Linked DNA regions of Homo sapiens: regions 2, 3, 4 and 5 are each linked to region 1. Evidence: chromatin loops called from intact Hi-C (ENCODE). Cell type or tissue: PC-3. All regions are shown on one strand. Region 1 has its middle 530 kb from the start of HACE1. Region 2 overlaps LOC105377918 (a long non-coding RNA gene). Region 3 has its middle 860 kb from the start of HACE1. Region 4 has its middle 1.1 Mb from the start of HACE1. Region 5 has its middle 630 kb from the start of HACE1.

Evidence for each region. Peaks named below come from ENCODE experiments on the same cell type or tissue, not always from the same donor. Only the 100,000 strongest peaks of a DNase experiment are listed, where the experiment ranks them.
Region 2: it touches region 1 in a loop (15-fold over the local background); 7 of 110 quality-filtered maps call a loop at or near these places.
Region 3: a loop joins it to region 1, with 8 times the contacts of the local background. A loop is called at or near these places in 8 of 110 quality-filtered maps.
Region 4: it touches region 1 in a loop (4-fold over the local background); 8 of 110 quality-filtered maps call a loop at or near these places.
Region 5: it touches region 1 in a loop (3-fold over the local background); 4 of 110 quality-filtered maps call a loop at or near these places.

The regions. Positions count from the first base shown.
Region 1 is chr6:104,323,865-104,328,864 of GRCh38, reverse strand. No RefSeq gene overlaps it. Among named protein-coding and RNA genes, the nearest start is that of HACE1, 530 kb to the left of the region's middle. In PC-3, CTCF peaks have their summits at 2,867 and 3,067 (motif pointing right); DNase peaks (open chromatin) are centred at 2,284, 2,444 and 3,134; H3K4me3 peaks cover 466 bases; H3K27ac peaks cover 569 bases.
Region 2 is chr6:104,480,832-104,485,831 of GRCh38, reverse strand. All of the region lies in intron 4 of LOC105377918 (a long non-coding RNA gene), which reads left to right. Among named protein-coding and RNA genes, the nearest start is that of HACE1, 380 kb to the left of the region's middle. In PC-3, a CTCF peak has its summit at 2,404 (motif pointing right); no DNase peak of the experiment used is centred here.
Region 3 is chr6:104,002,132-104,007,131 of GRCh38, reverse strand. No RefSeq gene overlaps it. Among named protein-coding and RNA genes, the nearest start is that of HACE1, 860 kb to the left of the region's middle. In PC-3, a CTCF peak has its summit at 2,823 (motif pointing right); no DNase peak of the experiment used is centred here.
Region 4 is chr6:103,795,596-103,800,595 of GRCh38, reverse strand. No RefSeq gene overlaps it. Among named protein-coding and RNA genes, the nearest start is that of HACE1, 1.1 Mb to the left of the region's middle. RefSeq lists enhancers at 771-940, 2,511-3,012. In PC-3, a CTCF peak has its summit at 2,653 (motif pointing right); no DNase peak of the experiment used is centred here.
Region 5 is chr6:104,226,210-104,231,209 of GRCh38, reverse strand. No RefSeq gene overlaps it. Among named protein-coding and RNA genes, the nearest start is that of HACE1, 630 kb to the left of the region's middle. In PC-3, no CTCF peak of the experiment used is centred here; a DNase peak (open chromatin) is centred at 1,899; H3K27ac peaks cover 905 bases.

The sequences.
Region 1 (5,000 bases):
GGATATCCCAATCAAGTTAATCTTCCATAATATTTAACTGTATTACAAATAAAGGAATGGTTTGTGGACAACTGAGGAATTTTCCGTGTGTACTTTAAACCATAGTTATAAAATATTCTGTATTTTTCTTGTCATCCATATTAAATATTCAAGGCTTGAAAAAACGATTGAGGCCTTATTATTACAAATATCTTCTAAACTGAGAATTCCCTAGTGCATGTTTTTCTAAGACATTTTAGGATATACTAGATGCTCTGTTATCTCATTGAACAGATGGGACACAGTATCACATCTCAGATAGTGTGGCCAAATTCTCAGTGCTGCATATTTGTTTCATATCCACTGCCTTTTCTTATGATTTGAGGTGGTGTGAAATTTTGGTTAGATGGTAAATTGGTTGCTTTTGAGGGTCAGGATGTACTTCTTGGAGTTTTGTCTTAGTTGTAAAAGTCCTTCAAATATGTTTACAAGGGAGAAGATGTATATTTTATGAAAAAATAAAGAAATCTGTTTGTATAAGTTCAAATACATTCCTGCATAAAAGCTTGATGAGGTCAGAAGAATTTAAACTTTTGTTGGACAATGGACACCTTTGAGAATCTAGGAAAATTATGTAATTTGTCTTACAAACCTGGACACTTTGAGAGGTTAAGTGGGGTCCGGTGAATAATTACACTGAGAGAACAGACACAAACAAGATTTATCTTGGGAAAACTGGGGGATATTGTCATTTTAAGAATTGGAAACAATGTGCTCATGTCTGCACACTACTTATATTTTATACATCACTTTGCGGAGTTCACATCTTCATATTAAGAAAGCTTGGATTAGATGCATTCATCCAACATTTATTTGTTTTCTGTCTACTTTGTCCCAGGCACTATTTTTAGGTGCTGGAGATATAGCACTGCACAAAACTGAAATATTTCCACCCTCATGGGATTTATATTCTACTGTGGTAGTCTTACAACATGGGAGTTAGTTTGACAATGCAGAATTCTAAAAATGGTACCCAAGATTCCTATCTCCTGGCTATTCAATCAGACACGAATCTATGTACTGCTGTGAAGGGACTTTGCAGATGTAGTTAAGCTTAAGAACTTCAAAATAGAGGGAGGGGCCTGAATTACCCAGGTGGGCCCAATCTAACCACTTGAGCCCTGAGAATCAGAGAAATTTCTTCAGCTGGAGTCAAAGAGATGCAGCAGAAGAGGAAAGCAGGAGAGATGAGGCAAAAGGGGAAGTCAAAGAGATTCAAAGCCTGAGAAAGGCTAGACTTTCCCTTGATGGCTTTGAAGGCGGCCATGAGCCAAGGAATATAGGCAGCCTTTAGAAGTTGAGAAAGACTTTGACTGACAAGCAAAAAGGAGATGGAGGCCTGAGTCTTATAATCACATGGAACTGAATTTGGCCAACAACTGAAATGAGTTTGGATGTGGATTCTTCCTAGAGACTCTTGATAAAAGCCCTGCAGCCTGACACTTTGCTTTCAGCCTTCTGAGAATTGGAGCAAAAGAAGCAACAAAGACCGCTGGACTTCTGACCTACAGAACTGTGAGTTGATAGATTTGTGTTGTTTTCAGCAGCTAAGTTTGTGGTAATTTGTTATGGTAGCAATAAAAAACTGTAAGAACAATAAACAGGAAAAAGAAGCAAAATATTTGCTAGTAGAATGTAAATGCTAAGGAGTAAAAATACAGCAAACAAGGTATTAAACGAGAGAAGAAATGGTATTTTAGGTAGGATTTCCAGGAAGGCCTTACTGAGAAGATTACTTTTGAGAAAGGACCTGAAGACCATGCAGGAGCAAGTCATGAGGATATTGTGGGAAAGGCTTTTCCATGCAGAGAGAGCAGTAAGAGCAAAGGCCCTGAGGCCGGAGCAGGTTTGTTTGATGTGTGAGAGGAGCAGCAGGGAGGCCAGTATGGTGAGGGCAGAGTGACTTTGGGAAAGAGTGTAGGAGATGAGGTAGAGAGAGAATGGGAGTCAATTTTCTGAAGGCCTTATCAGTCGTAGCAAAGGCTGTTGCATTTATTCTGAGTGACAGGAGCTGTGGGAGGGTTTTAAGCAAGGGAGGGAGTAATAGGATTTGCCTTGTGCCTCAGCAGGGTCACTCCAGCTTGTGTATTGAGAATAGACTGCAGGAGGCATGAGTAGAACCAGGGACATCAGCTAGAAGGCTACTGCAAAAATCCAAACAGGAGATGGTGTTGGCTTGAACTTCGATCTGGGTAGTCAGAGTGGTGAGAAATGGTCATAGTTGACTCATTTTGAAAGTAGAGCTGATAGGATTTGCTGAATGACCAGTGGTAGAGGATGTGGGTTAGGGAGAAAGAGCATCTTTCACAACTCTTTCCTAAAATGCAAAGTCAAGATTACAGAATGGAGTGATCAAAAAAAAGGGAAGTTGCCCAATGTTTTGGAATTTTAAAAATTATTTCATTATATATTTGTTTGGTGAACTTATTCGGTAGATTTAATTGCATGTGTGTAATTCTGGAATGTCCATGTCGTGATTTGGTTCCCTTGGCAACTGCCCAGAGGTGCTGGAGTGTAAGGTGTAAGGGCTCCCCACAGGACTCTCTGCATGCCTTCAGGGATGATCGAAGCTGCCAAACCCTCAGACCCAGTACTGCCCCCGCAGAAGGTCTCAGGGGTGTTCCCCAAATAACACAGAAATGAGTCAAATGCCTCACAAAGTGGAGTAGACAGAGTTGTGACCAAAAAAATAAAACACAGGCAGAGCAAGTTTTAAACAGTTTGGAAACTCAAGAGCTGGAACACAGTAGTAAGGTGGAAATGTCAGATAATATGAAACTTTTTAACCTGGAGAAGTAAAGTCACCGGCATGGTTTGATAACTTGACTGAGTATGCAAAGCATTACAGCTCAATAAATGGTGGCAGCTCTCCCCTTATCTACAGGAGATAACCCGAGGGATTTAGGTCAGCTATAAGGCAGAGCTTATTTGCGGCAAAGATTATTAAATAATGGAAGGAGTGCCTGAAGAATCTCCAGAGGCGTTTTTCAATACCTCAGGGACATATTTTGACACGGTAGTGCTGGACTTCTCCACAAGATGGCAATCACGGGTTGACTCCAATTTTTGTTTTGATAAAAATATCTATAAAGTTTACTTTGGCAGGAAAAAGTAAAGAACCGTGACTTATGCTTCGCTGTCATATTTTGTATTATATTATCTATGGATGAGTTATATTTTTCCAACCCACCATCTCCACTTATGGAGTTTTAAAACATATTATTTTGTAAGGCTGGGGGAGGCATGTTGCAATATTGGAGTGGCAAATCTCTCTCTCTGTTCTCACATCCCAACATCAGGATATTGATCTTCTTTTTGGAAACATTGCGAAACAAAGTTTCACATGCCTTACAAGTCTGAAATGAGGTATGTCCTAAAACCTGGTAAATAGAAGAAAGTTGGTTAGAAACCTAGATGTCTCCTCAAACAAGAAATTATGATTTTGGTTAAGGGATATGGAAATAGTGCATTTTGCAAAATGATCTTAAAGGATTATTGCTGCTTTAAGAAGCAAGAATTTTTATTCTTTATATTTGAAATGGAATATCTTTAATTTAAAATTCAGAGGACAAATGCCCTCTTCTTTTTTTTCTAAAAAGAAATTAACTACTACTACTCATCTTGTGTAGACGTTATAAAGCTTCAGGTCATGTACTCAAAGGTACCTGCTGAAACTTTATTCATTTATAACAACTGTATTCTCTATTTTGTACCTCTATTTTGCCTGATGGCCAAAAAGAAACATGTTCATTATCCGCATATTAATTCAGAATTTCGTCTCCCTTCTTTCTCCCTGGAATTAGTTCTGGATGTAGAAACAGCCTCTGGATGGCAGGGAGGATATCTGGTTCTGGTATTTGTGCATGTGGTGTCTCTGACATGGACATTCATATATTTGGGCCAGGAGCATGGCCAGTCCTCCGTGCTGGCATCCACTGAAAATCATGCGGTTCTCACTGCTTTCCTTGTCGCATAAACTGTTATCTGCCTCCTAGTATGGCATCCCCTCACTACAACCACAAAGCCAATGTCCATGATCTTTCATTGGCGTAGGATGATATTCCATGCTACTCAGAGACCTGCTGAGAGCCGCTGGTCTGGTGCAGTGTGCTCTACTGGGCTGCCTCTCACTGCAGTGTCTACTGTGACACTGCTGTTTTCCAGCCTGCACAGTTGGGTTGCTGTATGTGTTGCAGCTGACAGGCATTTGGGTCCTGCCTTTATAACCTCCACCTGAGGACTTGAGGTTTGTGATGTCAGGAATACAGGTCTCTCTGATGCTTTTTTTGTTTTCCCCACTTCTCTCTACCTCTGTCCTTCATTGCGTAATACAGATATCTACACTGTAAGATCTGTATGTCAGTTTCAGCTACTGGCTCATCAGTTAGAAAATCCAGAAGACAGTGTATGTATGTATAGGCAGGGTGTTTGATTTGTCTGTCTTAATGTATCTGAAGAATAGTTGGCAAACCAGTGTTGATGCAGCACACTTTGGGGTGGCAGGGGGGAGGGTGAGAAAAAGCATAAGTTACGGACGATAGCTAAGATACACTAGGATAGATCCAGGATCCTCCAGCTACTAGCTGTGTGAGACCTTGAATAAGTCACTTAACCCAACTGAGATTAGGTTTCCTGATCTATGGTCTAGAAAGCACCATATGAGATTCGAAAGATGTATTTGATATCAATTTGTGAAAAGTAAATGTATATTATACCTTTTTCCTGTTTAATTTAAAACTATGTAGGTAAGAGCTAAATTAGGACAGAAGTATTTAAAGCCTTGATTTCTTTTTTCTAAACTCTGAGGTTTAGGGGTATATGAGCAGGTTTGTTATATAGATAAACTGTGTCACAGGGGTTTGGTGTACAAATTATTTCATCACCTGGGCACTAAGCTTAGTATTCAATAGTTATTTTTTCTGATCCTCTCCCTCCTCCCGTTCTTTACCCTCAAGTATACC
Region 2 (5,000 bases), 160 kb before region 1:
GAATAAGGAAATTGACATTGCAGTTGTATTTATATCTTATTTTTTAAACTTACGTATCCTATGCCGAGTTATGTATAAAAGAAAATGCTAGGGTAAAATGTCTATTTCTAGGCTATGGCAAATAGGATGAAAACTCACATTGCTTATCCTTTAGATTTACATTACAATAAAAATGGTTTCATATCTGAGTCACAGTAATTTTATCCAAAAATATATTGGAATAAGAGCAAATGAATGCACCTTGGAGAGGTAAACAGGCAGCAGCAGGATCAATGACACTGGTAGTGTAATCACCTGTGAAAAAAGTCTTGATTTTTGTCTTTATGTAGTCAAAATAACAGTTTATTGTACATAACAAAAGAATTAGTGGAAAAAATTGAATTTTTTCTTATGCTTCCTGAAACTGTTTTCAGTTGACTTTTTGATGGACTACGCAGAATAGACTCACCTGTTTTTAGCCTGAAAATTGACCTATGGCAGTGTTAAAAGGATGCCACTGAATCTGTAATGAGATAGGCAGCGAAGGGGTTTGGCATTCAGTCCTGGGTGGAAGAATGGTAAAGAAACTCTTTTCGGTATTTAAAGAGAACAGGGTAATGTTGGTAGGCATAACATTTTCCAATAAAGATTCCTTAACAATGACGTTAGGGCCTTCCAGCAGCCGACATGAAAATAAAGCTGCTGTGTAGTAGTCCACACAGTTACCCTATCTGTCCAAATGCTAAATCCATGAATCTGGCATTGACATTTTATTTATTTATTTTCCATTTTGCAAAACCTATTTAATCAGAATAAATAGAGTCCTGGGCAGGGCTCCAGCACCCCCACGATGCCTGCTCCAGGTTGCAGGTTTCACAATGGGAAGCAGCATTACTTTGTCATCATGGTGTCTCAGTGAAGTCATTGAAAGGGACTGGTGTGGTCTCAGGTGAGCATCTGTGCCTGCAGGGTCCTGGGAACAGGGTGACTGGGGCTCTGGTCCAGCCTTTGAGGCCCATTGCTGTCCTGTCAGCCATCTCATTCGTCTGTGAGCACGGCAGGGAGTGGCACAGCCTCCTTGGTTCTGCCAACCCTGCCAGGAAGGGACATCAGCAAGGAACAATAACATTTTCAGTAAGCAATAATTTAACAAAACAATTATGTGAGAAAGGAAGGGAGACAGAAGATATCTTTGTCTGGGCCACACATTGTAAGGCACTGTAGTGAATTTAGTGACATACATACAATTTGAAACTGCGTTTGCTGGTTTTAACATCAGATATTTTGATTATGAAGCCCATTGAACATTTTGATGTGTTTGATAGAGGTGCTATTGTTGCTTGCTCTCCATTATAGTAAAGGTGTCATTAGGAAAGGTTTAAATGTGCCTAACAACCCTCCTGCCTGTGGAGAGAACAGAAATGTCACACAGGTACCAAGCAGGAGAGAAGGCTCTGAACCATTTTTGTCCTCTGCATTTTGATTGGTTGATGATTTGGCTTCTTTAGAGGCTGCCGAGGCTGCAAAAGGAGTGAAAACTAACCAGCCACTAAATTTTGAAACACCAAGGAGGTCAGAGAAGCTGGGGTTATTATCATCTCTCAGAGAGCAAATAAAACATTAAACATTTTCAGTCTCATTTTTTGTGACAGATTTTGACAGGAACATAAAATAAAAACCTCACGAATTTGTGCTGGTGACAATGATTATAACACGACCAGGGAATGGTATAAATGTCAACATTTCTCGAATCGATTTGAAGATTGTGATCTTGCAGACCTCCGCAGACACCGCAAATGACTAGAGTAGAATTTCCCCACTTATGATTACTTTATTGGAAGAGGTGAAGAAATTTCAATATAATACCTGACAAAAAAGAATTTAAAACCCACCACCACATTCTGAGGAGTAAGACATTTTCACATCATTGTGAGATTTCTTCTCGAATCTTCCTGCAAAGTATATAAAACAAGCCCAGTAATTTTCAAAGAAAGACCTTCATATAATAGTATTTTGATTCAAATTAAACTTGTGGTTTCTATTGAATTAAAAAAACTTAATCTTTCTGTTGTAGTTACATATGTTATTTAAGATTTATAGTTAGACTCTCTTTACCACTAGCTTTTCATGGAATCATTTTTGGTTATAGAATAATGTCTTCATGCAAAATAACCAACCTTCTTTGGCCATCGACCCTTTTTAACCTCATAATAGAATCACTAAATTAATAGAGATGAGTGTTTTGGTGAAACTTGTACAAAATGGAAATTAAACACAACTTTAAAGAAGCATGAGAAAGCAGAGAGCACACATTATCCTAACAATCTGTGTCTTATTTAAAATTTCTTAAAAGGAAGACTTTTTAAAACTGCTCCTTCCTAATCCTAAATGTTTATCTGAAGGGTCAAAGGAACCACTAGGTGTTGCTCTAAGACAGCTTCCTATAGACAAACCAGTAAATTGCTTTATGGTTTTGAGATTTCATCGGTCATTATAATTTCCTTAAAAATGGTAAGATTAAATCTGAGGCTTAGAAAATTAGTCTTAAATAGTACCATGATCATCTATTAAAATATGTATAACATCTGCACATGTGCCCCTCCCCAACATCTCTGAAATGCCTTTTAAATGAAAATCAAATATAAAATCCTATGTATTACTGATGGTCATGTGCACTTAATACCAAAATAACCAGTTTGAATTGGAGACAATCACCTTTCTTTTTGCTATACTCAAACGGTCCCCAACAGTTCATTTGATTATTAATTACTGACATTACTGAAATGAGAGATTGTTTTAGTATTAGGGAATGGAACTTTTATTTTAGCTGAGGTTTTTACCACATCAAGCAGCTTCTGCAAAAGGAATTTTGGATTTTGGCAGTGTGACACCCATTCTCTCTCTCTCTCTCTAAGCTAACAATCCAGTAACCCATCTAGTATTCCGTGGTGACACTTGGAATACACATGAAATGAGTTTTCTTGGTTCATTGATGTTTCTCCATAGTTGAAAACTACTCTATGCTATAGCTTGACAAATTTAGACTGTTCATTGCAAAAGCCAGGACTAAATTATTAGAAATGTGGCAATATAAAAATGAGGTGAACTAGAAGAACTTTGGGGAAGATACTGAATAACACCTAGTTTCTGCACAGGAGTTTCTGTGGCTCTGCATCTTATAGGACTTTCTAGTTTTGTGAAGGAGAAAAGGATGTAAATGCTATTCTGGTAAATAGAACGTTGATATACCATTAACAATGACAAATAGCTGTCTCTTTGAACCCAGATCATTCATAGTTCTTAATCTTTTAATTAATATAAAGGAATATAAAAAATTAGACTATAATGAATTGTGATTTTCTTTCCATTTCATTTTTTATAAAAGTCTGGGTATGCTGTTTTCCAAAAGAGACAGTAAAGATCCTCTCAGGCTGGGTGTAGTGGCTCATGCTTGTAATCCCAGCACTTTGGGAGGCTGAGGTGGGTGGATCACCTGAGGTCAGGAATTTGAGACCAGCCTGACCAACATGGCGAAAGCTCATCTCTACTAAAAATACCAAAAGTAGCTGGGCATGGTGGCGTGTGCCTGTAGTCCCAGCTATTTGGGAGGCTGAGGCATGAGAATCACTTGAATCTGGGAGGTGGATGTTGCAGTGAGCCAGGATCACATCACTGCACTCCAGCCTGGGCGACAGAGTGAGACTCTGTCTCAAACAAAACAAAACGAAACAAAACAATCATTTCTACACTCTTTTTAATTCTGCATCTTTGGCTGAGATCGACTATTGAATCAATACATCAAGGAATTAATCTTATCTTGCCAAGGAAACAGCCCTGTTGATCTAATACCTTTTTAATATCACCAATGATTATGATATATCATTTATTAATGCAGTTTTCCTGAAGAAATATAAAATAGAAAGTTTGCAACTTAAAAAAATGTCAGGTTTTTTTTTTGTCATTTTGCACATACAGTTACTACTGAGTGACTATTTAGGCTGAATTTGTATATACCAACCTTATTAATATGTTTGGGGTAAAAAACATTAACAGAGAAATGCACAAGAGCTTCTTTATCTTGGAAGTTAAAGAAATGGCTTCAAGAATTAGGGAAATTGATTTGAATCCAGACTATACCATTTTCAAGCAAACTAACCCCTTTAAATCTTCAGTTTCTCACCTGTTAAATTGGGAAAACAATAGCACCGATCCCATGGTGCTGTTGTAAGAATTACAAGAAATAAAACATATTAGGACCTGGTTCAGTGCCCATATGATAGAAATGTCCAATAACATTATCTTGAAGTCTGTTTTTCTGTAGATCTGTGAATTTGGTCTCACGGAGATTCACAGTGTTCCCTAGAAGTGACTATTGCAAATAACTGAAATTTATCTCCTTTAAAGCACCAAACACCTTTTCTGTTTTACTCCTTCAAGAGCATTCAGGTAAACAGCATGAGTTTGGTGCATACGTTCTCACCTATTTTCACTGCTGCTCATAGGCATTTTTTGCTCACCTTCTTGATGCTGGCTGTGTTCTGGATGATGGAAGTTTAACAGGTGATATATCTGAGTCAATGAGGTGTTACATCTTCTTTTCTTGTTAGACCAAGAGCGAGAGACTTGACATGCCATGTACTAAACGAGAGGACATTGTCATTGCCTAGAAATGCTGCACCTCTGTCTTCAACTTTAGTATCTTCTTCTTTGAACCTAAACTTCCATTAAACCATCTGACTTCTGTTCCTTCTCTCTGTCTCTTTTCAAACCTCATTAAACTCCCAGGACCTTGATTCTTCAATTTTTCTTTGTCATTGGCCTCTATTGTTTTTATTTTCTTCTCTAGCCTGAGAAAATTACATGATCCATAGCTTAAATTACATTATTTTTAAAACTTTACCCTCTTACTTATCCCTTTCATACTTTTATTTCACTCACCTAAAATATTCCAACTGTGTATCAATGCAATTGTTTTAACAACTTGCTGTTGAACAAGATGGTGGTGGGAGACAGAGGTGCAG
Region 3 (5,000 bases), 320 kb after region 1:
GCACAATTATTAGAATTTAAATCATAGAGTTTTAAAAAAGTGGAAATTATGAAGGATGAGATGAAATGAGAATATTGAGTACATATCTAAGTTTAGAAGGAAGAGTTTTAGAAGGAATCATGTAAGAGGCCAGAATATATATATATATGGATAGATATGAACATACACATACCTATGTATGTAGATACATATGTACATACACAAGTTAGATTTATCACAGAAATGCAAAAATATTTTCTCAATAGAAAACCTTTAAGGTAATTCACCATGGTAACAGATTAAAATAGAAAAAATAAAAAACCCATATGATTATAACAACAGATGCAGATAAATTGCTCTAATAATATTAAAAAGTATATCACATCATTTGAAGTATACTTGGTTGCAAGTAACAACCAACAATGTCATTTAATGGCAGCTCAAACAAATAGGAATTACTGTGGTCATATAAAGTCTAAAAGTTGAAGTTACTGGCTGTGGTTGGATTGTTCAAATATGTTGGGGTGAGCAGCTTTGCAAACTCTTGGACTTTCCCTTATGTTTGAAAGATACAGAGTAGAGAGAGGGACAATCAACAGCTTAAAAAGTACCAGATCCTTTTTTCTAGGTGGCTGCAAGCTTCTTTTTTATATAAAGGCAAGCTGAAAGAGAGAAGAAACCTAGATTTTAAATCAAATTTGGACATTTGTAATCGTACATGACTATATCTTTTAAACTGAAGTGAGACTGTTTCTGTGTCTTAAAGTTCTCAGAGTACCCATTTAATCATAGGATCTTTAAGAATTTTTCTCTTTCTGGTCTTGGAAGTAATAAACCGCACAGAGGATTTCAAGTGACATTAAAAGACAAAGTGAAATGGCTTCATGTTTACTATCACTAGTCATGCATTTTCAACATAGTGGTTAAGCAGTGGAAGTCAGTAACTTACAATTACATGTGTCAACATAAACGAATCCTGTAAACATGGAAATGTCAAGTGAAAAAATAGGAAGAATAAATAATTTGTATAGTATACAGTAGTAATATTTCTAAAATATTTTAAAATATTCCAAACTGTAATATATTTTGCTTTAGTGTTTTCTATACATGGAACAAGTGAGAAACAATAGATAGGAATAATGACCACTAAATTTTGGATAAAGGTTATATGGGTGGATGGGGGTATATTAGAGAAAGGAACATGAAGACTTCCACGTTTCATGTAATACTTTATTTCTTAAACTGAAGAGTGGGTGGGTACATGGGTATTCACAAAGTTATTCCTATTATCTTTTGTATATTTTATAAGTTTTTAGTAGAGCAAGGAACAAGTTTCCATACTGAAAAAAGCTGAGAGATTACTCGTTTTTTAATGAGTTGAAAAAAGATTTGCATTTAAGGAGGAAAATGAATGATAGATGAAAAAACTAGGCAATGGGGAAACTGAAGTAATTAAGAACCCCAGGAAGAACAAAACATCAGACAAGACAGGAAATGTAATTCTAATACTTATCATGGCTCATCTCTGAGTTATGTTAAAATAGTAATAATAATTTAAACACTGAATGCTGGTTTAATCAAAATTATACTTTGAAAGATGGATGGAGGAGAAGTGAGTGAGAACAGAAACATAGGAGAAGTACATCTCCATCTTCCATAATAGAAAGTCAATAGAAAATATAGGAAATGGAAACAAATCTTGATGTAGCAGAATAAACATGTTGCTTTAGAATTATGGGGTAAATACTTGAATCCTGTACCTAGCTCACTAGCTAAGAGATGAAAACCTTTGCTGTTATGAAGTAGGGTGAGGAGCGAGGAAGAGGAGGCTGCTGTTTTTTATTAAAGCCTTATAGAATCATTAGATAGTTTAAATAACATACATATAGCTGAAAAAAGCCCTAAAATTTTAATAGAATTAACCTTGCATATTTTGCTTAAATGAAACAGAAAATATCTCATTTCTCAACTCTTTACTATTGTATAAATATTCTAGGGTGCATTTAAATAATACTTCAGATATGCTGTATATGCCTTCTGGATATCTACCTTGTGAATAATTTACAGTGCTGTTCCCTGGATCAAGAAACAGAATAATTTTATAGAATAAATGTAGGCTGAGAACCAGTGGAATGTTTGATTCTATCCTCTCTGATTCTGCATTATATCATGCTGCCTCAATTCAAGCAGAACACTAAAGCTACAGTGGCAATTTTCAGGAAAATGTATCCACTTAGTACATTTACTGCCAGCTTTGCCAAAGACTGATTAAAATGACTGTAGAGTCTTTCTGCTAGTGATGGCTTCTGATTACAGGAACTTGCCACCAGCTGTACCCAAGAGCATGAGACCCAGTGGCCATCTCAGCAGGAGCCCTGACCCCACTGATGAGTGTTCCACTACAATCTCAGCACCTCTTCTTTTCCTACCTCAGCATCTAGAAGTTGGCAGAATGGGATGCGATATCCAACTGTTAATATACACTACAGTGAAGCATTTACTGAAAATGATTTGGTATCCTAGGGTCTAGGACTCCACTTTCACATCATATTTGAAGAAAAGAAAGAAAATTATTTTGTATTTTAACAATTGTGTGCCACATTTTACAATATTTAATTTTAGTTGAGAAACACCAGATGCCTGAAAACTACAAAGGAAATGTGGGAAATTAAGCAAACAGGTCAACAAATCACTCACCTTTAAGAATTGACCAGTTTCTACAAGGTAAGCAGGTAGAGTCCCAATAGGCGGGTAACCATTCAGGGTTTCTGAGAGTAACATAGCACCCAACCTCAGAATCCTTCTCCCCTCTTCCCAAAGAAGAAAAGAAACATAGAAATATAGGCCACCTGGTGGTGGCGTGATAAAGAGAGAGAGAGAGAAAGACTCTAGAATAGTAGCTGCCAGAAGGAACCAGGTAATGGCTTAATTTCAGAAATCGAATGATGATTTTTCAAAAGAAGTAATGAATCATTACATTATTTATGTCAATATCATGTCTTTGTACCACATATGCATATTCATGAAGGGGACCATACCAACCTATAGTTTGTTAAAATATAAACTAAGCCATACAAATAGGCAGCAGACTACTTTCCCTCCACCTTTTTGAAGGAATAGTTATTAAAGGATTAATGCAATATAATTTAGCATATCTCAGCATTATTTTAAATACATAGAAGGTCTAAACTTCATGATATTCTCCTAGGGAACTGAATAGTTGAATATTGAAGTAAGATAAGACAAGACTATATTCAATCAAGTTTCTAAGAATGATCATCTGAACTCCACATGATTTTGTTTACTGTAATGTATATGCCCCTTTGGTAAGCAGTAGCCTAGAGGAACTATCACTTATTTGGTTAAGTACCAGAAGTACCTGTCAAAATTTCCATTACAATAAATTGTACTAAAAGCTAATATTTAACATATGATTTTCCAACTTAAGAACACTACTTTTGCTTAAAACAGTGTATATAAATTTAAACACACTGCTTAAAAATACAGCCATGCATCACATAACAATTTTTATATATATATATATATATATATATATTTATTATACTTTAAGTTCTAGGGTACATGTGCACAATGTGCAGGTTTGTTACATATGTATACATGTGCCATGTTGGTGTGCTGCACCCATTAACTCATCATTTACATTAGGTATATCTCCCAATGCTATCCCTCCCCCCTCCCCCCACCCCACAATAGGCCCAGGTGTGTGATGTTCCCCTTCCTGTGTCCAAGTGTTCTCATTGTTCAATTCCCACCTATGAGTGAGAACATGCGGTGTTTGGTTTTTTGTCCTTGTGATAGTTTGCTGAGAATGATGGTTTCCAGCTTCATCCATGTCCCTACAAAGGACATGAACTCATCCTTTTTTATGGCTGCATAGTATTCCATGGTGTATATGTGCCACATTTTCTTAAGCCAGTCTATCATTGTTGGACATTTGTATTGGTTCCAAGTCTTTGCTATTGTGAGTAGTGCTGCAATAGACATACGTGTGCATGTCTTTATAGCAGCATGATTTATAATCCTTTGGGTATATACCCAGTAATGGAATGGCTGGGTGAAATGGTATTGCTAGTTCTAGATCCCTGAGGAATCGCCACACTGTCTTCCACATGGTTGAACTAGTTTACGGTCCCACCAACAGTGTAAAAGTGTTCCTATTTCTCTACATCCTCTCCAGCACCTGTTGTTTCCTGACTTTTTAATGATCGCCATTCTAACTGGTGTGAGATGATATCTCATTGTGGTTTTGATTTGCATTTCTCTGATGGCCAGTGATGATGAGCATTTTTTCATGTGTCTTTTGGCTGCATAAATGTCTTCTTTTGAGAAGTGTCTGTTCATATCCTTCACCCACTTGTTGATGGGGTTGTTTGCTTTTTTCTTGTAAATTTGTTTGAGTTCTTTGTAGATTCTGGATGTACAGAATCTTTGTACATCCTCCCTTTGTCAGATGAGTAGATTGCAAAAATTTTCTCCCATTTCTGTAGGTTGCCTGTTCACTCTGATGGTAGTTTCTTTTGCTGTGCAGAAGCTCTTTAGTTTAATTAGATCCCATTTGTCAATTTTGGCTTTTGTTGCCATTCCTTTTGGTGTTTTAGACATGAAGTCCCTGCCCATGCCTATGTCCTGAATGGTATTGCCTAGGTTTTCTTCTAGGGTTTTTATGGTTTTAGGTCTAAAATTTAAGTCTTTAATCCATCTCGAATTAATTTTTGTATGAGGTGTCAGGAAGGGATCCAGTTTCAGCTTTTTACATATGGCTAGCCAGTTTTCCCAGCACCATTTGTTAAATAGGGAATCCTTTCCCCATTTCTTGTTTTTGTCAGGTTTGTCAAAGATCAGATGGTTGTAGATGTGTGGTATTATTTCTGAGGGCTCTGTTCTGTTCCATTTGTCTATATCTCTGTTTTGGTACCAGTACCATGCTGTTTTGGTTACTGTAGCCTTGTAGTATAGTTTGAAGTCAGGTAGCGTGATGCCTCCAGCTTTGTTCTTTTGGC
Region 4 (5,000 bases), 530 kb after region 1:
AGAGCCTGGAGTGGATTTATGTAATTAGCTTGGTTGCTAGCCATCCTTCCCATAGGTCAAGCCAATTAAAGGATAACTAAGGGAGACATGGCTCCAAACAGTGGCATATGGCACAATGGCACTAATGCTCACTGGAGAGGGAAAACAAAGTCACATGGATTATAACTTTGACATAAAGTGAAATTGGATGTTGAACACTCGGAACTCAAAATCTCCCTCCCTTTTTGTTTTTACTCTGCATACATTTTTTTCTCTCTTCTGCTCAGTGTGCTCTTTAGTGAGAGGAGAGGGAGATGTGAACACTGTGATTTTAGTCACGGTATTATTTGCCACAGTGTGATTTGCCACATTGTGATCATGGTATTATTTGCCACACTGTGATCAACAATTTCCTGGGTTTGTTGTTGGTACTGGCAAAGATCCAACTGTGATGCCATGACATATGCTGGTTTGCTAAAAAATCAGCTTCCTACTTTAGAAATCTGAGCGTGCAGCCTCAGGACCCAGATAGACATTCGATGAGGACAGTCTGAAGATTAGGCAAAAACTTTGAGTAAAGTGTTAAAATAATATATGGAAGAAGCCATTTGAATTAATAATGCTAGATTGTATTTAGCGAAAATAAATAAAATTACAATCTTCACAGATTTTTCTTTACAAATTTAAGGTTAAAAGGAGAGAATTTTAGCAAATAGAAAAATAAATGGAAGTGTGGAGCTACTCACAAACACCTAGATTGTGTCAATTAATGGTTCTCAGAAGTGTTAGAAGTGTAAATTGACAGGCTCACAAATGTATAGATGTTTGTTTCTTAATTAAAAGTCCATCAACTACTGCTTCAGGATTAACTTTAGACTGCAAAACAATTTGCCATCAATTGTGATGGGGTTTCAATCCGCTCTGCAGTTTGTTCCCTTGGCCCTTTTCTTTTGCCCATTTTAAGAACTAAATTGTTGAAACTAAAGCTAAAAACAAGTAGAAAATTAAGCCATTTTAACGACATTTTAAAGGACTTTTTATTGCACGAAAAATAGCTACTTTGAAAAACTATGGATAAAATATTAGAGATTTATTTTCCTTCTGTCTCTGCTACTGACTTGCTGTGTGATTTTAAACACATTTGATTTCACCTCTATGTGCCTTAGTTTCCTTACTTGTTAAGTAATGGGAGTCTGGGAGTGGGGTGACTACATGGTCTCTGATGTTTTCTTCTACCATAAACATTCTGAGTCTAATGCACCTATTTTTACATCAGATTTCACTCTGCAGAAAAATAAAATGAAGAGTTAGGTTGAGGAGAGATTATAATAAAGTGCATATCTAGAAAAGATAATTCAGTTTTTTAAACCACAAATAGTTACTCTTTTGAACAAAGGTTGCTGTATACTATGGCATGTGGTACATCACCCCTTTACTTCAACATTTCTCCTTGAGAACTATACTAAAAGCCTTCACATCCCATGTCAGCATTCCCTCTCTATCCAAATGTCTTTATTTTCTCATTTTATATTGCCTAAATTATTTGCATTGCATAGCCATTGTTCTTTAGGGACCTACATTCAAAAGGCTGCTCTGTGCTGAATCACATTGAATTTCACCCTAGACATTTATTAATGCCTAAAAATATCAGTTTTCACATAGAAAAATTCTTTATTTAAGGACTCTTTGTGCTGACAGGCTAAGTCCCATTAAGCAATATTGTATTTTTGCTGTGAAAGATGCATAGAAATATGAGAATAATTTTCATTATTCACATATGCTGTGGCTGAATTTATAAATACTTGAAGTAAAATATACTTTTTATATTCTAATTTATTGACATCTTGTGAATTTTCAATAGATAGATAGTTCATGCTCTGGCTATTTTATTCTCCTCTAGAAATCCATAAGCAAACATGTTATTCATGAGCCTACATCTGACTATAGACTATAGATGAAAGGTTTTACCTTGTCCCCCAGTGCTGTGTACAGAGACTGAATGATATCCCTAAACTTAGTTTCTTTAAAATGCTACAAGCTAAACTAGAACTGGTAACAAGAGTATTGTAGCAGAATTATCTGTTCATTTTTTAAAATAAAGGTGGGTGTGTGAGGCTTCTGTCACATCTCTATATTTACAGTGAAAAGTCAGTTGTAGGCAGTTTGTGTTGAAAATGACAGCATTTCTATCAAGCTCTACATCAGCTGCTGCTAGCCGTAGTCAGAATTATCATCCTTCACTGGGCTGTCTTGCTTTATGATATCAATTAGCAAACAATCTGTTTTGTTGGCACATGGTACAATTAGGATGCAAAACAGAGTTACTGGGAAGCAAAACATTTTTCAGGGAAAAGGCTGTTTTGCCTATCCATGAGGAGGGGGAAATGGTATCATTTTTCTGTCTTTCAGTCTTTCTTTAATTTGACAATGATGTTAGTTTATTGACGCAAATACACGTAATAATATTATTAGTTTGGCTGTTTTTATCTTTTCCAATAATGTTAATATTTAATTTTTAAGTAATTTACAGCTTTTTTTTTTAGTTTTCACTTGTTCTAAAACTTATTTATGTTAGAACCCCTGCTTACACTCTAGAAAACATTACAAAAAAAACCAAAAACCAAAAAACAAAAAACACACACACATTCCACAAAAAGCAGAAGAGAAGGTACACTAGAGGGCACTAGTAAGCTATACTTTTTACTATTATTTTTTTTCACTTACCAATGTAATTTGCATATCTTTAGGGATGCTTTTACCACTTAATCTGATCTACTTGAGACTACTCATTTTTCTTTGTTTCTCCTTGTTTTTTTTTTTTTTTAGAAAAAAAATAAAAAAATAAAAAAGCCGAGGAAGCTCCTTTGCTATTTTTCATTGACTAGGAAAGTTCCAGACGTTTAGGTTCATTATTTTGATAAGCTTTATCCCACATGGATTGTCTGAGTGGCCTTTATACCTTTATTGAAATCCCCTGATTTGGTCCTATGACATTTCTGATGCTTTTTTGAACGAGCATCTCTACAGCTGCAAGTGATTGCTGCTTAAGCCCAGTTGTAAGGGTTTTGAGATGTACACAAATCACTTCTGGGTGTTTTCTTAAGCCACATTTAAACCCTAGTCTCCAGAGGTGAAAGGCAAGATATTAAATAATCTGCCACCTGGCTCATTCTAACATGATTGGTAGAGAAGACTAATTCATTTTCTGAAAAATAAACAAGAATAATTTTTTCTTAAAAGGTCAAATGAAATTAATGCTTCATGCTCAAATCTTTGGCATTTCAATTAGCTTTTAAAAGTCAGAAACAATATAGGGATCTCTAAAATGTGCCTAAAGAGAACATACATTGTATTTGTTAAACAAAATAAACCAAACTTAATGACTTTCTCAAAATACGTTGCTCTTGTCTTCTTATTTAACAAGTTTTTTTTTTAATTCTAAGTTCTAAGATAGTAGGAATAAGTTTCAGTCCCCAAATCTCTGTTGTTACTGGGTACTAACTTTCATTCTTTCAATTGCACATTCTTTTGAAATATTATTTATTAAAATCACGAGTAAAAAGGTGAAAGAGTTAATTCACAAATACACCTAATATAAAGAATGTAGAAAATTCATAGTAATTGCAATTATAATATTAATTAAAATGCTTACAGTAATATTTAGTAAAATACAATTAAACCTTGATAATAGTCCAAGTCCAATCTATTGAAAGCTAATGTTTTACAGTAAAATATCTTCTGGGATTCCTGCTCTCAAAGACTCAGCTACAAAAATACAAATATTTCTAGCATATATCTTATGTAACATGTGTTTTTTTTTCTAATACCCATATGTTATTTCTGTCAGCATGTAACGTATAGGAGCCACCTTAAAATAGGACTAAAGAAATCCATTCTCATATCATCATCCTAAAATGCTATATTCTGAAATATTGATCACCTAAATTCTACCTTAACCTCCTCCCCGCTACACACAACACCAACAATTACCATTGCCATCTTGTCTGTTGTTGAAGTTATTTTTAAGATTTGATTGGGAGAATTTTCCCAGGTTGTGGATAGGATGGGGGAAAACCTGCAGAAGACAGGGCTCAGGTCAGTGGGATGGCATTATTTTTCTCCTTTGCTATGCCAGTAGTCATCTGCCAGTCTGTTAGTCTGTTGTCTTTATGGACACCAGGTTAAAAAAGCATTAAAAACATGGCACCTCATATATTAGATCAGATAAGATCAAAATGAATTTGGTCAAGTTCATGCTGGCAGGCAAGTGGTGGAGTCAGACCAGGACTGAAAACCAAATTTGTTGTGGCTTCAAGTCCACGGCTCTTTCTGCTTCACAAACCTGTTACGAAGGGGAAGTCAAAATCTCCACCCAGATGTATACTCATGATATGGTTAGTCTTTGCGTCCCCACCCAAATCTCATCTTGAATTGTAATCTCCAAAATCCCTATAATCCCCACATATCAAGGGAGAGACTAGGTGGGGGTAATTGATTCACAGGGGCTGTTTCACCCATGCTGTTCTCTTGATAGTAAGTGAGTTCTCACGAGATCTGATGGTTGTATAAGGAGCTCTTCCCCCTTCACTCTCTCCCACCTTGCTTCCCCTTTGCCTTCTGCCATGATTCTAAGTTTCCTGTGGCCTCCCCAGCCATGGTGAGTTATGAGTCAATTAAACCTCTTTCCTTTATAAATTACCCAGTCTTGGGCAGTTCTTTATAGCAGTGTGAAAATGGACTAATACAACCTACAAGTGTTTATTAATTTTCTCTATGTAAGTTTTGAATAATTATTGTAATGATTTAAGATTATTAAAGAAAGTCAATTTTCAGTGACTGAGATGACTAAAATTATTCTTTTTCCAGCTTTATTGAGGCATAATTGAAACATAAAATTGTATATATTCAAAGTGTACAACATGATTTCAAATATGTATACCTTGTAAAATTACGATGATCAAGCTAATTAACATTACCCATTACCTCCCATAGGGTTTTTTTTTCTTTTTTTTTTTTTTTTT
Region 5 (5,000 bases), 98 kb after region 1:
GTAGGAAGACAGGTAGGTAGGTAGATAGATTTATTATGAGGAATGGCTCATATGATTATGGGGGCTGAGGAGTTCTACAATCTGTCATCTGTAAGCTGGAGATCTAGGACAGTTAGTGGTGAAATTCCAGTCTAAGTCCAAAGGCCTGAGAATTAGGGGAGTCTATGGTATAAGCCCCAGTCTAAGGGCAGGAGAAGACTAACTTCCCATCTCAAGAAGGCAGGCAAGAAGGAAAAAAAAGACCAAAATCCTCCACCTTTTGTTCTCTTCTCACTGAATTGGACAATGCACTACCACACTGGAAAGGACAGTCTACTTCACTGAGTCCACTGACTCAAATGCTGATTTCATCCAGAAACACCCTCACAGACACACTCAGAAATAATGTTTAACCAGACATCTGGTCATACCCTGGTCCAGTCAAGTTGACACATAAAATTAACCTAAATGACATGCGTTTCAGAAATAAGTTGGTATGGGGTTAGTAGGGTAAGAGAGATTCTGAGAGAGTTTATATAGAGTTCGTGCTTCAGAGGAGGGTCACGTATCTGCCTGGCTCCTTATGGAATAAGACACCAGCAGGTATTCTTTTCTTGACACATGAAAGCTGCTTGAAATACAGCATTACTCTTCATTTTGTATCTTTTGGGTATGTTTTGAAAGTTCTGTGTGAGAATTTTTTTTAATATTTACTTTTGGAAGGAAACCTGAAGAAGCCTTATGGGACCAGGAAGCAGTAATTACAACAGCATGCTCATACAGAGCATGAGAAAATACAGAGAAAAAGAAGGAATTCTAATTAGGACTGAAAACCCAGAAAATAACCTGAAACTTGCTAAGCAAGCCCTGGGAAAATTTTTGCAATTATTTTATTTTATTATTTTATTATTATTATTTTTGAGGCAAGGTCTTGCTCTGTCACCCAGGTTGGAATGCAGTGGCACAGTCACAGCTCACTGCAGCCTTGGCTTCCCAGACTCAAGTGATCCTTCTGCCTCAGCCTTTGAGGTAGCTGTGAATATAGACACATGCCACCATACCCAGCTTTTTTTTATTTTTATTTTTATACAGATGCGGTCTTACTGTGCTGCCCAGGTTGGTCTCAAACCCCTGGACTCAAGTAATTCTCTTGCCTCAGCCTTCAAAAGTATTGAGATTACAGGTGTGAACCACTGTACCCAGCCTGCATTTTTATATTAATAAGATAATATGGCTTGGCCACTTTAGAAATTGTTTTATCTGAGATATAGACATGAACCTGAATAAGTTTTTCTAAACTTGCAAAAATTTCAGGCTATACCTAATTAAATAAGATAGAAGAAATAGCTTAAAATGTACATAAATTCACAAGAAAAGAATATTTAAAATAAGTGAGGGATCATAGGCAACAATATATATAAACAAGTGAGGTGGATCAAAATGTGAGGAAAATACAAAAGATGCATATAAATATACACTCAGCACTTCTGGATTTCCAAGTAAAAATGTGAAGAGAGCAATGAGTTTTTGCACATACTCCAGGATTCATAAAACAAAAACACATTTGTTCCCAATACTGAGATACCAGGAATATGTTACTTGTATGTTTGCTTGAGATAGCGAACAAGGTCCTCAACAACACCTTCACAGTGACTATCTTGAGGGTGCTTCTCTTAAAGATTTTCCTGGCATCAACCATGACTTGTTGCTCAGGGTGGTCACTGCTGATGTTAGCAAGTAGGCAGGCATTTACCCAATTAAACACTATAGTTTAGAGTTTCTATAGAAATGTATGTCCTGAATATCTATTGTGGACTTGAATGTTCTGTCATCCTAATTCCCACTCCCCCATACATGTTTTGGTTGCTTTACCTTTCCCATGATTCACATAATAGCGAACTCATAGAAGCAATTTTGCAAAGCATAGTCCTGACCTCTTTGTTGGATCAGGGATGGGAATCTGATCCAAGGTAAACTAAGCTGGTGTTTACTCTAGATCCTGTTCCTTGCCCATAATTTATTAGTTCAGCAAGAAACAAATTAGCCACCTCTTAAGCAGTCATAGTCCATTTCCCTGGTATTACGGAATTGAGAACGAGAGAGAGAGAGGTGATAACCTCTTTTTTGGAGGTTGAACTTATAAAGGAAAGTCATGTATAGTCAAGACTATGCATCTTTAGCCCCCCTATGAACCAAAGTAGCAGAAGCTGGTCTGCAGATAGAGGGAGCCATGAATCAGGTATGCAGAGAAAAATACAGATAAGCCACAGATTTGAGCCCATTTATGAGGCCTGATTGTTGTATTAGTCTGTTCTCATGCTGCTAATAAAGGCATACCTGAGACTGGGTAATTTATAAAAGTAAGAGGTTTAATGGACTCTCAGTTCCACATGCCTGGGGAGGCCTCACAATCATGGCAAAAGGCAAAGGAGAAGCAAAGGCACATCTTAAATGGCAGCAGGCAAAAGAGCTTGTGCAGGGGAATGCCCGTTTATAAAACCATCAGATCTCATGAGACTTATTCACTATCATGAGAACAGCACAGGAAAGACCCACCCCATGTTTCAATTACCTCCCACCAGCTCCCTCCCATGACACATGGGAATTACAGAAGCTACAATTCAAGATGAGATTTGGGTCGGAACATAGCAAAACCATATCAATTGTATTTCTGGTCTTGGTTTCCATGGCTCAACTCTATTTCCTATAAGGAATGGAAGGGGAGAGGGCCCTATTACTTAGAGTTATGAGTTTAATGCACATTCCCCAAGATATTCTTTTTATTTATCTCCACCAAGTTTTAGTTGGTTTTGCTGCAGTGGGCCAGTGTTATATTCACTGACAAGTGCCTGGACAGCATCTGTTCTGTGTCAGTTAATCAGTGACAAAAAGTGTGCTGTAACAACCAGCTGAATTGAGGAGAACAATGACAACCTTTTATGAAAATGTCCTCTAAAGAGGACATACACAAATAGAATGCAGCCTCAAATCTGTTCTAAGTATGCGTAGCTAATTTGGAATATTATTTTGTCATTTTAACTTAAAATCATATTTTTAATATTCCCACTGGAGAATTTTAAGACCAGAAGATGAAAGACTCTCTTAGGTGAAGTTCAAATATTCCATCAACTTTGGTGAAAAGCAGGTTTCACTTTCTCTTGTGTCCATTTTCTTATAGCTATTTGTGGAAATGTGTCTTTTAGGTTATAATCTTCTTGAAAGCCAGGACCCTGTGTTATCTCTCCTTTCATCCCCCATGGGTGTTTGTAGAATGTCTGTCACAAAAGGGATGCTCAGTAACAATCTCTAATGGTCCTTTTGTCAAGAAGAGGAACTTTCCAGAAGAGCTTGAATTGACAGTGGTTGCTCTGTGAAAAGAAGCATGAGAGGTCTTGATCCTTCATATGTAAAATCATCAAGTATCTTTCTTAGCTGAAATAGCTCAGTTTTTCCATTCAATTACATCAAACTCACTGTTACATAGGCAGCACTAGAACATCGTGTGCCTTTCTGCTGGGAGTGAAGTGGGGAAGGTCATTCTCCAGCACACACAGGCGGGGACATATATGCCTGTATCAGAGAGGCTTAAAGAGAGGCAGGAAGGGGAAGCAGAAGCCATTGACCTGCTTTAAGCAGAGGCTTCCCTTTTACATGCCTTGCAGAAGGAAAGCTGAGCTTCCTTCAAAGTGGGTAGGGTTGAAACTCTCACCCTCAGAGTTCATCTGTTAACTGGTGGTCAAGGGATGACCTCTTTCCCCATGAAGCTGTTTATTAGGTACACTTTGGAAAAAATGCGTACTTTCCCCTCCAAAAGAACACAGCTTAGCCTGTAAAAGAGCTTATTTTTCTGAGTATGTAAAATTGTACAAAATCAGAGCAGAATTGTCTGCTAAAACCTGTACTCTTCTGTACTCACATGAATTGAGAGTCTGAAAGCTTTGTTAGGCTTTTCAAAATTAGCTTGGGCTCTTAGGCTGCAGGGCTCTGGGCAGATTGCCTAGGCAGCCTTCAAACAGGCAAATAATAGGCAAAAGTAGTGCGTCCTTTTGACCTACTCTCTACAGTTCAAACTGATTGAAGATTATTTAATAATGATAATATTTTCCATGGTAAAATGTATCCATAGTTTTCAGTCTCCAATGGCATTCTCATGCAAAACTAACTTTAATCTGAAATACCAATGACATATATTTAGACAAGTTTCCCCTGCTATGAGGCAAAACTCATTATGATGCAATCACTTTAAATGAGAGTACATATGGGTTATTAAGTATCAAACTGTGTGTGTTTATTACTCATTACTATATTTAGAGATTTAAATAGCTTTACTGCTTTGAGAGGTAGTTATAAGCTTTCAAATATTTAAAACCTAAACGACTAAACTGTTCGTTTATTCCAAGTTCATGATTTTGTTTAGACAGGAGTGAAATGTTTTTCATGTGCAACTTTCCATCAATGAAGTGAATTTCAGGCACGGAATATAGAGAAGACAGTTCCTAAATTAGTGTCAGTGTGTGGAGAGGCAATATGAAGTTAAAATGTTGAAGCTTTTATCTGGACTATTCAGGCCAAAACTGCTTTGAGGAAAATAAAGGGTAAGTTTGGATTTACTATGAAAGGTCATTTCTGTGGTTGTAACTATATAATGCCAGAAATTTGGAACTATCAAGATGAAATATCTGAGGCTACTTTCTTTTTCAGAGCTTGGTATTTAATACCACAAGGGAACCTAAATATTAGTCACAATCACTTAATAATTGGTCTAACTCTTTGCTCAGGCTACCTCAGATTTAAAGGAGATTAAAAATATGAGAGTGACAGGCTTCCAAAAATAGATTATAATTGAACTTAATTATAGCCTTTGGGAAATAGATGAAAATATGATAAAAGCTCAATATCAAGCCAAAACTACTGCTGAGAGCCCTTCTCTGTTTTCTTTTTAAAGATGATTAGGGAACTTTAGTTTAACAATTTATTTTCCACAATAAAACAGTAGCATTAATAACAAAAACTACATTACA